2 separate regions of the Homo sapiens genome follow, and region 2 is linked to region 1. A link is a loop called in an ENCODE intact Hi-C map of the cell type or tissue named here. Cell type or tissue: mammary epithelial cell. All regions are shown on one strand. Links, peaks and the distances in the headings refer to the core of each region. The heading gives the core; the rest is flanking DNA. Region 1 holds the start of PPP1R8 (protein phosphatase 1 regulatory subunit 8). Region 2 overlaps IFI6 (interferon alpha inducible protein 6).

What was found. Peaks named below come from ENCODE experiments on the same cell type or tissue, not always from the same donor. Only the 100,000 strongest peaks of a DNase experiment are listed, where the experiment ranks them.
Region 2: a loop joins it to region 1, with 10 times the contacts of the local background. A loop is called at or near these places in 23 of 110 quality-filtered maps.

The regions. Positions count from the first base shown.
Region 1 is chr1:27,829,598-27,832,499 of GRCh38, reverse strand. PPP1R8 (protein phosphatase 1 regulatory subunit 8) reads right to left here and starts at 1,718. Exons shown (of 7, transcript NM_014110.5): 1 at 1,609-1,718. The coding sequence starts at 1,664. LOC124903885 (a long non-coding RNA gene) reads left to right here and starts at 717. Exons shown (of 2, transcript XR_007065562.1): 1 at 717-1,751. RefSeq lists enhancers at 669-1,453, 1,411-1,580, 1,454-2,239 and a silencer at 1,711-1,790. In mammary epithelial cell, for the core only: no CTCF peak of the experiment used is centred there; a DNase peak (open chromatin) is centred at 1,759; H3K4me3 peaks cover 2,014 bases; H3K27ac peaks cover 1,725 bases.
Region 2 is chr1:27,667,677-27,670,578 of GRCh38, reverse strand. It overlaps IFI6 (interferon alpha inducible protein 6), which reads left to right. Exons shown (of 5, transcript NM_002038.4): 2 at 1,233-1,334; 3 at 2,044-2,121; 4 at 2,204-2,353. The coding sequence starts at 1,265. Among named protein-coding and RNA genes, the nearest start is that of IFI6, 3.1 kb to the left of the region's middle. RefSeq lists an enhancer at 1,134-1,193. In mammary epithelial cell, for the core only: a CTCF peak has its summit at 1,266 (motif pointing left); no DNase peak of the experiment used is centred there; H3K4me3 peaks cover 300 bases.

The DNA.
Region 1 (2,902 bases), core at 295-2,794:
TGGATCTTCACCTCAGAGAAAGAACTGCATAGAGAGTGCAAGTACGATAGCTGGGGTGGTCTAGTCACCTGGAGTTTGAATCTGAAATCCACCCCTACTCCAATATCATATAAAGACCGAATAAATTAGTTGCTGTTTGGGGCTCATCAAGATTAGTCTCATCACAGAGTAAGCAAAGAGTACTGTCCTGAGCTCTGAAACCAAATCAGAGGTGCATAATTAGGGAACTAGGGCAATTCAAAATCATGCCCCATGAAACCAGGTACCAAATGAATATGTTACCCTTGAAACAGGTCTTTCTACAACAGCATGATTAGGGGACGTTTCCTCTATATCCTACAGCCATACCATTCAAGGGAGACTCATATGTCAAAGCACCTAACGGTGCCTGGTACCTACCAGATCCTAAGGAAAGGGTAGGTGATCTCAAAAACAGTGCTTTCTAACTATGTTTGCTATCTCGGCCCAAATTTGAAATCAATACAGCGAGGGATCAAAATGGATACAGAATTTGTAGACTGAAGCAACTACTACAAAAGTGCAAAGCGATCCAGAAAATAGCCACACATTTGCTTGCTTTTTGGGTTTGCTAATTTGAAGTTAGAAAAAAGAACCACCTCACTAGAACCTTTAGATTTGCACATGAAAAAACGTATCCTTGTCTAGCTAACTGAAGATTCAACACAGTCATCTCACAATCCTGCCCCAACCCCTCCTCTATGGAAAGGACAATGCACCGGACAAAAGGCCATTTTGTCCAGGAAAAAGGAGGAATGTTACATCCAAAACATACTTTCTGAATTCCTACTATGTGCCTGACTCAGGCCTAGGAGCTGGGAATACAAAGATGCAGTCTTTGCCCTTGAGGATGGCAATACAACGGGAGACAGAGACAAGCAACAAACAATACACTGCGATGAGCTACAGCAGAAAAAAACTCTTAATTCAGAAGCGTTTCCTTGTAAGGTAATTCATATTTATTCAACTTGTACCCTACTCAAAGACCAAATTAAATTATTTCATTATTCCCAAGAACTTTCGAAGGGATAAAAAGGGTTCATGCCAACCATTACTAATGCCTACTAGTGCCACAGACTGGGAGCTCCCTGAGGGCAGGGATGGCGCTAACCTACCCTCGTATTCTCTGTGGCAGACAGACAAGTGCCGCACGAGGGATGCAGCAACCACAGAGGGATGCGGGGCTTGGAGGTAGGGTTGGGGCCGGGGCTGGCTCGAGCGCGCTCGGGACGTACAGGAAGGGGCCAGATGCGATGCTCCACGAGAGCACCAGGCACTCAGTCAAGAGTTGGGCGTAAGTTCGGGCCAAGGCCTCGAAGCGCTCCGGCGACTGGCTAATCGCTCAAAGGGGCTGCCTAAGTGAGCGCCTTTGAGCCCCCAACCCCGGGTTTCTTCAGTTCCTGGGCCTGGGCTCCAGGCTCTCGGTTCTTCAACACGTCGCCCGGCCCGGTGCAGCAAACAGTTTTTCCTCAACCATTCCGGGGTTTCTGAGCCGTTCGGCTCGCAGCAGAAAAGTAAAAAAAGAGCCGCCCTTCCAGCCCAGGCTAGCTCCGGCCGGGCCACTCTAGCCCTGGCCGCCCCGCCACTCACCAGGTTGGGCAGTCGAACAGCGGGAGGCTAGAGCCGGAGTTCGCGGCTGCCGCCATCTTGCGTCTCCCCCTCCCATTTGGCGCGCCCTAAGCACGCCGGGAAACTGGAAGACCGAGAAGGGAAAAGCGGCATCCCAGCAGCCTGTGCGTACGCACGCTCACGCACGCCCGTACGGGGGGCGGTGCTTCTAGTGGGGACAGAGGAGCTTTTGGGATTTTTTTTTTTTCAGCGTTTGTGCGAGTTGGCCGTCTCTGGAAGTCTCCAGTGGTTAGGGTTTTCCTTGGCCAGGAGGTGTCAAAGGAAAAGGGGCTTTGTAGGGAGGGGAGTCAGTCTTTCCCTACGTCCTCCTGCAAACGCTTCTTGGCTCTAAAATCTTGGGACTAAGCCGTGCGCGATGGCTCACGTCTGTAATCCCAGCACTTTCGGAGGCTGAGGCGGGCGGATCACTTGAGGTCGGGAGTTTGAGACCAGCCTGACCAACATGGTGAAACCCCGTCTCTACTAAAAATACAAAAATTAGTCGAGTGTAGTGGCACATGCCTGTAATCCCAGCTACTTGGGAGGCTAAGGCAGGAGAATCGCTTGCACTCGGGAGGCAGAGGTTGCAGTGAGCCGAGATCGCGCCATTGCACTCCAGCCTGGGCAACAGAGCGAGACTCCGTCTCAAAAAAAAAAAAAAAAAAAGTAAAGAAAGAAAAAATCTGGGGACTACATCCTCCTCCAGAGTTTAGGTTAAGACCGTCAGCCTTTTGCCCTCAAAGCGGAGAAGCTAAAGGGCAAAACTCGGAGATTGGAGTGATTATTGTTTCTCTTCAGCCCTTCTCCAAAAAGTGGCACCCTACTCACTTTTTTCTAATTCACGTTTAGGCCTGTAGATTGTCAGGGAATCTGCATTAGGGGTCACCTAGTCTGTTTATGAAAACTCTGGACAAGCAGGAGCCAGGAGCAGGTCCAGTCAGAAAGCAGGGGTCCAAATCATCACTGTGCTTGGCTCAAATGGTTAATTTTTTTAAAAAGGATTTTTTGCTTTTGGTTATAGGGCAAGGAAGCATAAGGATTGCTCGCTTGCCCTAGATCACCAGCTGGTTTTAAGAGACCATTAGCAGGGCCTCTGGTTTTTTATTTTTTATTTTTTTATTGATCATTCTTGGGTGTTTCTCGCAGAGGGGGATTTGGCAGGGTCATAGGACAATAGTGGAGGGAAGGTCAGCAGATAAACAAGTGAACAAAGGTCTCTGGTTTTCCTAGGCAGAGGACCCTGTGGCCTTCCGCAGTGTTTGTGTCCCTGGGTACT
Region 2 (2,902 bases), core at 100-2,599, 160 kb after region 1:
ATGGTGGCTGATGCCTGTAATCTCAGCACTTTGGGAGGCTGAGGCAGGCAGATTGCGTGAGTTCAGGAGTTCAAGATCAGCCTGGGCAACATGGTGAAACCCCATCTCAAAAAAAAAAAAAAAAATTAGTTGGGCGTGGTGGTGCATACCTGTAGTCCCAGCTATGCTGGAGGCTGAGGTGGGAGGATCACTTGAGCCTGGGAGGCGAAGGTCTCAGTGAGCTGAGATGGGGCCACTGCACTCCAGCCTGAGCAATAGAGTGAGACCCTGTCTCAAAACAACAACAAGATCAATTTTTTTTTTTTAAAGAAAGAAACCAGTATATGTAAGTAAAGTGTTTCCCTGAGTTCTGTGAGCTGCTCTAGCAAATTAGTAAAACTGCAGGAGGGAATTGTGGGAACCCCAGTTTATAGTCAGTCAGAAACACAGGTAAAACAACCTAGGGCTTTCGATTGGCAGTCTGGGGGACTGAACCCTCAACATGTGGGATCGGCCACTATCTACCCATAGTGGTGTCAGAATTGAATTTGGGGACCCTCAGCTGGTGTTCACCAGAGGACTGATTGTTTGCTTGCTGGTGGGGAGAAACCCCCACACTTCTGCTGTCAGAAGCCTCTCGTACGGTGAGGGAAACTGAGTTTCTTTTTCCACACACCCTTCTGTGCTTTCTTTCTGAAAAAAAAATTAAGTTGATGTGAGGCCAACGTTTGGTGCCAGTAGATATTCAATGCATTGTAAGAATGAGTTTGTCTTAAAAATTTTTTTAAAGCAAATTCTATGCGTCAGGCACTGTTCAAAGTGCCGGGGATACAGCGTGGAACAGTTATTAAATTAACAAGTACCCTCTGAAATAGACTCTATTAATACCCCAATTTTAGAAATAAACAAACTGAAGCCCAGAGAAGCAAAGTACCCTAGTATCCTGCCCAAGGTCACTTGGGTACAAGGCCAGGAACAACCACAGTCATGATATTGACATCTGCGGAGCTTACCACGTGCCAAACACCGTGCGAATCCGCACAGAATCCGCACACCCACCGGTTGGGGCAGGGACATCTCTGCCACTGATGCGGAGAGGAAACGGATTCCCGAGGCTCCTGAGAGGGATCCTGGGTTCCATTCACCACACCTCGCTGCTTTTTACTGATTCAGTTGGAACTGGAAGGGAAAACAACGGAGCTGATGAGCTCCAAAAATGCTCCGGGGACCATCTCCCTCTCGCCCGTTCGCAGGTCTAGTGACGGAGCCCGCGCGCGGCGCCACCATGCGGCAGAAGGCGGTATCGCTTTTCTTGTGCTACCTGCTGCTCTTCACTTGCAGTGGGGTGGAGGCAGGTGAGAATGCGGGTAAGGATGCAGGTAAGGGGACAGGTAAGGGTGCAGGTAAGGATGCAAGTAAGGGTGCAGGTAAGGATGCGGGTAAGGATGCAGGTAAAGATGCGGGTAAGGATGCAGGTAAGGATGCGGGTAAGGATGCAGGTAAGGGTGCAGGTAAGGATGCGGGTAAGGATGCAGGTAAGGATGCGGGTAAGGATGCAGGTAAGGATGCAGGTAAGGGTGCGGGTAAGGATGCGGGTAAGGATGCAGGTAAGGATGTGGGTAAGGATGCAGGTAAGGGTGCAGGTAAGGGAACAGATAAGGGTGCAGGTAAGGGGACAAGTAAGGAGGCATATAAGGGTGCTGGGGGATGGGAGGAGTGTGGGATAAAGGAGAGAGTTTCAGGGTCCGGGGTGTAGAGGGTCTGGCGTGCTTCTGTAGAGACCCTGGCGTCCATTCCAATGGACAGCGCAGGGTTGGTGTCGCCAGAGTCCCAGATTCAAATCCCACTACTCTGTTCATTCCTCCATCCTACCGAAATTTACTCGATGCTAGTTCTGTGCCAGGCTCGGCGCCTAGGGGAAAGTCCCTTCCCCTCTGTGAGGCTCTCTGAGTAGGAGAGTGGTGGCCCCCGCCTCCAGGAGTGGTCCTGAGCATCAGACACAGAGTAGGGGACCCCTGTGTCCCACCCCAACACCCCCACTACGCTTTGTCTGCTCTCCTGCAGGTAAGAAAAAGTGCTCGGAGAGCTCGGACAGCGGCTCCGGGTTCTGGAAGGCCCTGACCTTCATGGCCGTCGGAGGAGGTGGGTCTGGAGGGCGAGGATCTCGGGCAGGCGGGGCGGGCCTCTGCCGCGGACGCTCCCTCACCTGCTCCTGTTCCTCCAGGACTCGCAGTCGCCGGGCTGCCCGCGCTGGGCTTCACCGGCGCCGGCATCGCGGCCAACTCGGTGGCTGCCTCGCTGATGAGCTGGTCTGCGATCCTGAATGGGGGCGGCGTGCCCGCCGGGGGGCTAGTGGCCACGCTGCAGAGCCTCGGTGAGTGCGGGGCCTGGGCCCCTGGTGGGACGTTCTTTACTATTATTTTCATCATACATCTGGGGAAACTGAGGCACTCAGGAATTAAGTAATTTACTCAAGTAATTAAGTAGTTTACCAGGAATTAAGTGATTCTTTATTTATTTATTTTGAGACAGAGTCTGGCTGTGTCACCCAGGCAGGCTGAAGTGCAGTGGTGTGATCTTGGCTCACTGCAACCTCTGCCTCCCTGGCTCAAGCGATTTTCCTGCCACAGCCTCCCAAGTAGCTGGGATTACAGGCACACGCCACCACGCCCGGCTAATTTTTGTATTTTTAGTAGAGATGGGGTTTCACCATGTTGGCCAGGCTGGCCTCAAACTCCTGACCTCAGCTGATCCGCCCGCCTCGGCGTCCCATAGTGCTAGGATTACAGGCGTGAGTCACCGCGTCCGGCCAGAAATTAAGTAACTTACTCAAGTCTCCCTGCTAGTTTAGACCAGAGCCTAGATTCTGACCCAGTCAGTACAATGCGAGAAGCCCCATTCTCAGCCTCAAAGGCTGGGTGCC